Regions from separate parts of the Homo sapiens genome. Here region 2 is linked to region 1. A link is a contact called in ENCODE Hi-C or POLR2A ChIA-PET data. All regions are on one chromosome and are shown on one strand. Each heading gives the region's core, a stretch centred on a gene start or an enhancer-like site at or near the end of the contact. The rest is flanking DNA. Distances are from core to core; before and after follow the strand shown.

Region 1 (4,774 bases), core at 756-3,255:
ACCTGAGTGAGCAGTGGACATTGCCAGCTCAGTGACCGAGAGGATGGGTCTAAGTGTCCGGTGCTGTGGGAAAGCCTCTCCCCACCAGGTGCAAAGGTGACAGGAGTTGGCCCATCCCAACCTCGGCTGAGGATCTGCAGATCCTGGGTCCTGTATCACTGTAAGACAAGTCCAAGAGCTCATTAGAAATGCAGATTCCAGGCCCCGTACCCACCCCTACCCCAGTCAGAGCCTCCAGAGCAAGGGCCTGGGAACCTGAATTTTTACCGAGTGTGTTTGGTGAGTCTTATGAACAAGCCACATCAACCTGGTCCTCTTGATGCCTGCTGGCCCCGCACCTGCCCTGCGTACACCTTGCTCAGGTCCCCTCCCTCTCCTCCCTACCCCTCAGCGGGCCATCTCCTCTGGAAAGCCCCCCGGCCTCTCAGCAGTACGTCTCTCTCCTCTATACTCTAGCAGCCGCCATCACACTCGGGACCCTGTTGGCTGCAGTGGGTCACTGTGGAATCTCCCCTCTCCCCGCAGCCTTGGGTGGAGGGTGGGAGGTGTGTGCAGTTTCCCAGATGTCAAGGGATGAAGTAACGTAGTGTGTGTGTGTGCGTCTCCTTGTTCTGGGAGAAAGTGGTGTTGACCACAAACAAGCAGAAAGAAGGTTAAATTCTGCGACCCCAAGCAGCCCCTGGTGAGATGCCAGGCACTTCCTTCCAGACTTTTTTTCCATACGTAGCTCAGTTCATCCCCATCCCACCTCCCACCACACACACTAAGGCAGCGGCCACAGGGCTGATAAACAGCCCTTTCTGCAGAGCAGTGCCTGGGCCCCCTCCTGTATCATCAGTGGCTCTGTCCACCTTCCTGCCCGAGGTCCTGGGGTCAATGCAGTGCCAACACGCCATCCATGACCAATGCGAGCAACCTCACTGCTGTCCACAAATGCTCCTGTGCCAAGCCCTGGGCACAACGTTGTCCAAACTCTGCTGGCTCTGACATGCCTGTGGTTCCATGGCATCACCAAAAACATCCTGACTTCCTTCCTCCTGAGCATGGGATGGAGGCAAAGGCCTGAGCAGCCTCCCGTGGGTCACCCACCACGCCTGCTGCGCCCACCGCACCTGCTGCGCCCACCGCACCTCCTGCACCCACCACACCTGCCGCCCCTGCCGTGGCTCCCGTCCCTCTGCAGGGCCCTACTTCCCTCTCCTCAGCAGCTCGCTCAGGCGCTGTCCATCTCCCACCCCAGCACCCTGTCCCTCCTCAGGTCCTGCTGACCGGGCGGCCTCTGGTCTGCAGCAGGGCACACGGGCCACCAAGCGCTAGGCTGTGGGGTCGCTTGTCGAGGTTGTCTCTCCCAGCCCCTTGCTCCCGTGTCCGTGGCCTGGGACTTCCTCCAGGTGTATTTGTGGAGGAAGCCAGAGAACGGGGGCAGGGTGTGGACAAGCCTCCGAGGGCCTGAACAGGAGGCGGGGTCCCAGGCAGAATGGCCAATGCGGCCTCCCAAGTTTCAGGAACAACCCGTGATCTGGAAGCTTTGGAAACTCTTGAAGACAAGGAGCAATGACCTGGGTTGGACCAAGGATTCCAGATCCCTGCTCTGCTGCCTCCAGTGGGAACACCCACACGCCCTCCCCAGGACCCCTGGGCCGACCACCTGGGTTTGTGTGTTTCAGTCCTGGATCTTGAGCCCTTAGAAGAGACCCTGCTCCCACCCCGGCCACTCCGTCTCCTGCTTCCTCACTTTGTGTCCACTTGTCCCAGCGTGCTGGGGGCGAGGCTGGTGCTCTAGGACAGAATTCTGGTCCTGGCTCCTGCCCTGGGTTTTTTTTTTTCCTGTAGGTCAGCCCTGAAATGTCCATTACTCACAAAGAAAAGGAAAATGCTCATTTGAAAGAAATTCTTCTCTTTGTCAATGCTGAGGCATTCTCTCAGCCCCAGCCCCACAGTGCTCCAGTGTGTGAAGGGCAACAGCTGACGGGGAAGTTCAGCACATCTGTGCTGACCAGGGCTGGAGGCGATGCCAGTCCGTGCAGCTGGGAACGCCTCCTCTGCTATGGCTGGAGCCACTGCTGAAGGGACTCCACCTGGCACCTATGCCACCAATGGCCCCTGAACGGGTATCTAGGCCCACCCTTAATAAAGATGAGCTGCTCATTCCCAGTTTCAGACCTTGTTTATCCTCCCCAGCTCCCCAGTGTGTTCTGGGGGAGATCCCTCCACTGTCAGACAAAAACTTCAGAATGACAGCGGTCATGCCACCGAGCACCAGCAGCATTGGCATGTGCTTCTCCTCGTCAGTGCGCCTCTGGCTCAGTCCAATGCCAAGCACTTACAGCTGGGGAAACACACACAAGCACATACACACCCCATACACTGGCACAGGCTCACATGTGCACACACCCACACATGTGCAAACACACACACGTGCAAACACACACACAGAGGCACATGCACATTCTCACACAGGCACACACAATGCACACATGCACGATGCACACACAGGCACACACGTGCACACCCAGACACATGCTTACACATGCACTTACCTGCACATTCCCACACACGGACATGCAGGCACACCCCTCCACACACACATAAACGCACATGTATGCACAGCTTCTCACAGATACACAAAGCAATGCAGGTACTCATGTATGTATACATGAGTACACATGCATGCACACAGGCACACACATGTGCACAAACATATATATGCACACACCCACACATGCACAACACACACACATAGGCACACATGTGCACACACTCACATGCACACACGCTCCCATCCCCCCACCACACAATCACACAGACGCCTAATGCCTCGCAGCAGGTGAGACCACCCATCAGTAGGATTAGGGGCCAACAGAGGGTTCCGGCAGCAGACGCAGGCAGTTTGGAGAAGGGGCTGGGTGTGAGCTAAGGCAGACAGGGGAGGCTGAGTGAGGGAGGAGGTTGGGTCCCTGAGGTGGGGGAGGGGGATGGGTGGGAGGTGGCTGAGGGAGCTTCCCTGAGAAGCTCAGAATGAGGCAGTCACATGGGGGGTTGTTTGGGCTTTCCCAGGTGAACCCTGTGCTTCCCCCTTCCCTTCCCTCTCCCTCTGTGTTCCCCTCCCCAAAGCTATGGCCCCTCACCACCCCTCTGCCCTGGCACCTCAATGAGACCCTGTGGAAGTTCCTGTAGACAGGAAGTGGGATGGGACCTGTGGGGAGGTGGGGCCTGTGGGGAGGTGGGGCCTGTGAGAAGGCGGGGCCTGTGGGAAGGCGGGGTCTGTGGGAAGGCGGGGTCTGTGGGAAGGTGGGGTCTGTGGGGAGGCGGGGCCTGTGAGAAGGTGGGGCCTGTGGGAAAGTGGGGCCTGTGGGAAGGCGGGGTCTGTGGGGAGGCAGGGCCTGTGGGAAAGTGGGGCCTGTGGGGAGGCAGGGAGCCACGACAGCCTGCCAGCTTTGCCTAACTTTTTATAACAGCTTGATTTTAAAAATGTTTCAAGTCTGTTTCAGTCTGTAGGTCCCTCCTGTTGCTCTCTCTTTTTTTTTTTATAATGTGTCTGCTGAAGGACCAGGTCGTTTGGCCTGGGGTGTGTCATGCATCAGGATTGCTGGTGGCGCCCTCTTGGTGCAGTTCTGCCTGTTCCTCTGTCCTCTGAGCTTCCTGTGTGCTGGTGGCTGGACCCGGAGACTCCTCCCACTCAGGCTGCATCCCTGCAGCAGGAACCCAGGTTCTGTTTTGTCCCCCCATCAGGAGGACACAGGTCAGGGCTGTGCACTCCTGGAATGGTGGCCAGGCTTGCTCTGTGCCTCAAGCCACTAATCCATCAAGGTTGCAAGACGGTGATGTCCTGAGTCTGGAAGTTCTTTTTCACTTATTTGTCGGGATACCTTTATGGAAACTCTTCTCCTCCACGCAGTCTCATCCCCAGTGCCACTGTCCAGAGGAAGCAGGATAAAGGCACAAATCTTCTCCTGCAGCCGCCGCTTTTCAGGAAAATGCACCAGGTCCCCGAAGCCCTCCTGAGGATTGGCTTGCTCGATACCACTGTGCGCGCAGGCCCCTTTCCAGCAGGAACTGTGGACGGCATCGAAGGGAAGAGAAGGTTCCTGCTGCACCAGAAGCCCCTTATGGAGCAGTGAAGGATTTCACAGAACTAAAGATCAGGTGCCTGAGACAGGAGTTTTTAAAAAGATGCTTTGAAAGCCAAGGGGGAAGCTGAGTTATGAGAAAGCTTTGCACCACCGCAAGGAATACAGAGCCCAGAGCTGGGATCCGAGTCACTGTGGCACTGGGACAGAGGCACTTCGTCGTACGCACCTGGGAGCCCAGACTGGCCTGGCCATTGGCAGCAGGGGGTCCCCGGTGTGGGCTTGCAGCTTGTTCACCTTTACTGTGTCTTCAGGGGCACATCTGTCCATCTCAGCAAGGCTTCAGTGAACGTGCCTTCAGGACGTGGAAGCAGACACCGCACTGTGTCGGGGGCCTGAACACGAAGTCGGTAGAGGAGCAGGTCTCCAGGCACGGCTCCGGCAACACCAACAGGAAGCGGGCCACCTTGGAGAGCGCTCTTCCACTGCTGGAGTTCCTGGTCAATACGGCATCGTCTGCGTGGAGGGTCTGATGCATGAGATCTACGCTGCTGGAAAACACTTCAAAGAAGCAGACTACCTCCTGTGGGCTGAAGTTCTCTTCTCCACCAGGTGAAATGAAGAAAAAGCCCACTCGTTTTGTAGAAGGTAGGGGTGCTGGCAGCCAGGAAGACCAGACCAGCAGGCTTTCTAGCAGAATGAAC
Region 2 (5,538 bases), core at 1,257-3,756, 53 kb after region 1:
GTGCCTCCCCCACCCCTCCCGTGCCTCCCCCTCCACTCCTCCCATGCCTCCCCCCACCCCTCCCGTGCCTCCCCCTCCACCCCTCCCGTGCCTCCCCCACCCCTCCCGTGCCTCCCCCTCCACCCCTCCCGTGCCTCCCCCTCCACCCCTCCCGTGCCTCCCCCTCCACCCCTCCCGTGCCTCCGCTGCCCTGGGGTCGCAGCCTGGCAGGTCCTGCGCACCCCGATCCCCGCCGGCCAGCCTGGCATCACCCACACGGTCCGCCTCCCCACCCCGATGCCCTCCTACTACCCCCTGGCATTTTTCTGTGTGTGTCCAGCTCCTTCCTGCCACGGGGCCCTTGCTCGGCCGCTCACCATGCCCCGCCCTCCCTCGACTGGGCAGGACCTGCTAATCCTCAGATCCCGGCTCAGAGTCATGTTCCCAGGAAGCCCCTGGCCCTGCCGAGGTCAGAGCCTGTGACAGCCAAATGCTCCCAAACACACACCATGCTGGCTTGCGACCACGCCTGTGTGGCTGTGCCTCCGTGGCTGTCTCACCCGTGGTATCTGTGGCGTCGGGAAGGACCCTGTCTGGCTGCACCGCGTCCCAGTGCTAGGATGAAGTCAAAGCCCAAGAAACCAGATGAAAGAATGAATCCACAGACAGAAAACTGTGACAAAAGCTTTGAGTGCCCTGCTCCCGAGCACGGCTGAGACGCGGAGCTCACCCCAGCCTGGAGAACTCAGGGCAGCCGTGACCCAGGGGCAGGAAGAGGAGCCGGTCTGGCTCTGGGCAGGTCTGGGCTCCTTGGCACACGTGCCCCAACCCTGGCACTCCTCGGGGATGAGGGGGGCTGTCCTGCCTGGGTGCCACTTCAGTCTATGGGGAAAGGGTGGATTGCAGGCCAACAGACACTGCATTGACAAGGAGCTCATGGGAGCAGTCCCGGCAGCCAGGCTGGCCTCTGGGGAAAGGACCTGGGGCCAGGACCCTGAGAGTGGGGAGGACAGCTGGGGCTGAGGCGGAGGGAAAGCTTTGGGAAGCAGAGACCATGGGGGCAAAAGCCAGCATCAGGGGAGACCACGCACGGGAGGAGGTCCTCCGAGCAGGAATGCCCTCCAGGCAGGTTGGATGGCAGCCCCCGTGACAACCATGTCCTAATCCCCCAAGTCTGTGACTGTCACCTTACTTGGCAAAGGAGTTCAGAACCTTAGAATGGGAGAGGAGCCTGAATTATCCGGGTGAGCCCAGTATAATCACCAGGGCCATCTAGGAAGGAGGCAGGAGGGTCGGAGGCAGAGGAGGGGAGTAGAGGTCCGAGGCAGAGGAGGGGAGTAGAGGTCCGAGGCAGAGGAGGGGCGTAGAGGTCCGAGGCAGAGGAGGGGCGTAGAGGTCCGAGGCAGAGGAGGGGCGTAGAGGTCTGAGGGCTGCAAGCAAGGGCTTGAGCCAAGGAAATGCAGGTGGGAAAGACAGGGACATGGATTTTGCCTTAAAGCCTCCGGAAGGAGCTCATTCCTGCTGGCTCCTGGTGCCCCAGTTCAGTCCTCTGCCTCCAGAACTGTAAGGTGACCTGTGAGCTGTGTCGGCCCTTCGCTGGGGCTGTTACTGCAGCCCCCGAAACTCACCCGGCCTTCGAGAAAAGGAGTGCAGGTCTCACTCTGAGGCCCCAGGAGCCTCGGGAGGTTCCCAGCAGGAAACGACGTGGTCTCCTGCATGTTTCTAACTTAGAAGCCACCGTGGGAGTCCGGCCCGGAGGCAGCCCTGGCCCACGGCTCACGCTGCTCTGGGCTCTCTATAGAGTCGTCCCCCTGCTCCTCACAGTCCTGGTGTCCCCCGCTTTACAGGTGAACAAGCCGAGGCCCAGTGCTGCCTGGGTGCTGGCCCTTGCGACGGCCCAACTGGTTGGGTTGGGGCCATGTAAGTGCCAGGCAGGCTGGTGCTGCCTCCTGGGCGGTCACCTCCCGGGGACGCCACTCGGTCACCAGGGGAGGCGGCCTCAACAGTGCCTGCCGTGTGACGCTCCCCAGCCTCGGAGGTGGCCTTGGCTCCAGGGCCTATGGCAGGCCCATCAGTCCCAACAGGCGGGAAGAGCAGCCTGACCTGGTTGAGCTGGGACCTCCGAGGCCACGGACGTACACACCGTCCTCCCTCCACAGCCTCCGAGGCCGCGGACGTTCACACCGTCCTCCACAGCCAAAGGGCTGCCCGGGTGGTTTTGGTTCCATCAGTGAAGTTTTCTGTGGTTCACTCAGAGCGGAGCTGGGCATGGCTTCCTAATTGTGTCTCCTCTGGAGCACTTCAGAGCCTTCCCAGGGCCCGTGGAGCCTGAGGTGTGTGCTGGCACGTGTGGCACAGGCCTGGGAGTCCCAGCAGCGGCAGAGAGACCCGGAGGGGGTCAGGTGCCCTCCACCCACAGAGAGGGGGTGTGCGTGAAGAGGAGGGGTGGGACGAAGGAGGAGATGTGTTTTCTGCTTTAATGATTTAATGGGTATTTAACCCTCCCTTGGTATTTGCCTGGCTTCCGGGTGCTCTGAAAAGTTTCCCTAAAGGGGCTGGGGGAGGGGAGCTGGCGCCATGAAGGCGTGAGTCAGGTGGGTGAGGCTACGCTTGCTGGAAGGAGTCTACGTGCCTTCTGAACACACAGCTAACAGCCTGCACCTGTCCCAAAGGCCATGCTTCCCTGTGACAATGACTGGTTCCTGCCCACGTCGGGAAAGCCTTGGACAGCTTTCCTGGCCTCCAGAGAACCAGGGGAGTTGGGCTTGTCAAAGTTCCTGGGAGCCAGTGCTTCCCCTGCAGGCTGAGACCAGCCCAGGAAACTTCACTCTCAAACCACCGCCCCAGGGCAGAAACTTCCCTGGCCGCCTGCCCTGGTAATTTTCCAGGGTTGAAATTTTCCTCTCCAGGGCAGGAAGGACCTTCAGCCACTGATAGCTCAACCAGAAATGTTTCTACCGGACCAGAAGTCACAACCGCCCAGAGCATGACTTCACTCAGCCTCAGGGGCGGGGCTGTGGGGAGCAGTGGTCGGGGCCCCTCCCACCTGCAGATCAGGGGTGTGTCTGGCCACGCCCCACCAGCATCTGCAAGGGACAGAACGTTCCAGGGCAGGCAGCACAACAGGCCAAGGACTCAGGATCCCCGCCAGAGGGGCAGGGGCTGCAGGAGGCCACCCGCTCCCCGCTGACCTTGGCAGGAGCACCTGGGAAGCTGTGATGATCCCGCCCGGGTCTCCTCTCGGCCCTGAGGTCGCAGGACTCCAGCCACTGTGGAGATGAGAGGGAGTGTGGCTTCCCCTGAAATGAAACCAGACCCAAACCAAGACAAAAGCCTCCCACATTGATCCTATATTCCTGCCCTTCCTTGAGAGCAAGGGGCAGGATTTGACTTCCCCCAGGGGTAGGGGGGCACGCATGGCTGCTTGGGCCCATGGAAAGTGGCTGGAAGGGCCGCGTGTCACCTCTAGTGGAGACCCCTGGGACCCAGTGTGCAGTGCACCCTGGCCCTGGCAGCGACACCTGCAGCCTCCAGGTGGTGCCCGCGGGGGCCCGTGCAGGGACGCGGGACCAGGGCCCTGGCTGCTGTGGGGCCTGATCTGTCTGTGTTGATGGACACACCTCAGAGCCAGGATGAGGCCCAGAAGGACCAGGAGCCCAGCCTGTCTCCTAAGCAGCTTCCAGGTACTTCTGTATTTGGATATTTTTAGGAGAAGCTCTTTATTATCCAAAGATGTCATCATCAAAAAAGGGAAACGACCATCCAACCACACTTCTGCCAGTTTTACCGAAAGAGCAGACTGTGCCGGAACTCGGTGCTTAAAAGGACAGAGCAAACCCCTAGTCTACTCAGAGAGGAAGGGCACGTCCGCCCCACTCGAGGGAGGAACAAGGCTGTCCACTCAGTAAGTCTTTGTAAGGAGTGCCAGGGTCCTGGGAACAACAGCAGCCTGTGCTCCCGAGAGTCACCTGAGTCGGCCTGGACGGAGCCTGCAGTGACCGGACCAGGCAGGTGAGCGTGTGCCCAGGCACGGGCTCCGGGTTCAGGCACACAGAGACCTCAGCCTTTGCTTTCCCTCCCCACAAATGACGGCAAAAAAACACGTGAATCCAAGGCCCAGGGATGAGCTCGGTTTTTCCGTTCACAGTGATGCTCTGGGATGTGGAGGAAGAACTGGCACGAGGCTGCAGCGACGCGGCCCGGGCCTCCGAATGCTGAGTCAAGCAGGGCCATTGCACGAGGATGGGCGGGTGGGCGCAGGCCAGAGGTGGCTCTCCCGTGTCCTCCGTGTGGCCAAGGAGCATGTTCCTTCATCATCACAGTCACATCACACCACCAAGCCCCGCGAAATTCCAACCCTTTCATTCCTTAGCTTGTAAGATAATGCTGCGTGAACCAAGACAAGACACAGCCAAGGGGGCCATGGAGGGTGGCGGGCACCGTGCTGTAGGCTGAGCTGCTGTGCCAGGGCACCATGCTGCAGGCTGAGTGAGCTGCCATGCCAGGCGACCACTGGGCCCGGCCCTGCCCAGGGTGTGGTCAGCCCGGGAGAGCCATGCCAAGCCGCGGAGAGAGGAGCGGCCCCCAGCCTCAGCAGGGCACGTGCGCACACTGCCGGGGGCATCTGGGCCTGGACACGGGTTGTGATGTGGGACGTCGGAAGAGACAAGAAAAACATGGCTCCATGAAATGGGAGCAGCCTCGGGATCCCCAGGAAGTCTCACCCTCTGGAGGCAGGTGGAGCATTGACTTGGCCGGACCCCATGTCCCGCAGGCGCGGCGGCCCCTCGTGGGCATCTCAGCTGGAACGAGGCATGAGCAAGGGCACAGTGGAGCCGCACTAGGGTCCCATAGGGGCTGCTTGGTTCAGAGCGACAAGCCGACGGACAATGGAGTGGGTGGCACTGTGAATTGCAAGGCAGCCCATTCTGTCCCCGGAGCCCCCTCTGGGTGCCTTTCCCTTCGCAGCACCTTCCCTCCAGCTCCAGACACCTCAGGACCCGCCAAGGCCTCACACTGGGTGTGCAGGTCCTTAGGGATTCCAGACTGGCCCTGCAGTGCCTGGGGCGGGTCTGTGGGCCTGGGGAAGGGGCCGGCAGGGTTGTGTACCACAGTGGTTCTGCTCATATGTGTCTTACTTACTGGGGTTCTGGGTCACAGTTCAGTCCCGCTGCCTTCAGAGCTAGGAAGCTGAGGCTCTGAGGGGGGAAACCAGAGGAAGGGCAGGGACGGGTGCCCTCGAGGTGTGACCCGGCAGGCGTCTTCCTGAACAGTCCTGCCCTGCGGTGCCACTGCTCCCGCCTGCTGTGCCTGCTCCCAGACCGAGCTGGCCTTCCCCACCGCAGTCCCAACCCAGGGCAGGAGGCGCCCCCACACTCTTGCCTCATCCACTGGACCACCCGGGGTGCAGCCTCCCAGGCTGCCTGTGGGGTTGGCAGGACCCAGGGGCTTCCTCCTGACGTTGAGCATGTGTTGGCCTCTGGACTGACCTCCCAGGCAGAGGGGCACCAGGGAGAGGTCATAGCCTCTCCTCAAGCTCCCTGGGCACTGCTGGCAGCC

What was found. Hi-C counts contacts between places; a loop is a spot of excess contacts on that map. ChIA-PET counts read pairs that join two places held with the same protein, here RNA polymerase II (POLR2A). Pooled maps may share reads with other maps.
Region 2: a pooled map shows a loop between it and region 1 (2.1-fold over the local background). The contact joins two enhancer-like sites. A Hi-C loop is called at or near these places in 5 of 168 maps with a recorded cell type or tissue (Caco-2, DLD1, K562 and 2 more), 2 of 37 single-sample maps with no recorded cell type and 5 of 50 pooled maps. POLR2A ChIA-PET finds 5 or more read pairs at or near these places in 2 of 52 experiments (MCF 10A and PC-3).

Annotation. Positions count from the first base shown.
Region 1 is chr20:62,568,611-62,573,384 of GRCh38, forward strand. It overlaps MIR1-1HG (MIR1-1 host gene), which reads left to right. Exons shown (of 4, transcript NR_171007.1): 4 at 1,834-2,154. It also overlaps the pseudogene RPL7P3. Among named protein-coding and RNA genes, the nearest start is that of MIR133A2, 6.1 kb to the left of the region's middle. RefSeq lists enhancers at 694-1,195, 3,498-3,627 and a silencer at 3,218-3,307. Within about 2 kb of position 2,006, at least 2 of the 41 ENCODE cell types and tissues checked have a DNase peak (open chromatin) inside an H3K27ac peak, as active enhancers do.
Region 2 is chr20:62,621,070-62,626,607 of GRCh38, forward strand. No RefSeq gene overlaps it. Among named protein-coding and RNA genes, the nearest start is that of SLCO4A1, 19 kb to the right of the region's middle. RefSeq lists enhancers at 3,101-3,460, 3,721-3,770 and a silencer at 3,501-3,590. Within about 2 kb of position 2,507, at least 38 of the 41 ENCODE cell types and tissues checked have a DNase peak (open chromatin) inside an H3K27ac peak, as active enhancers do.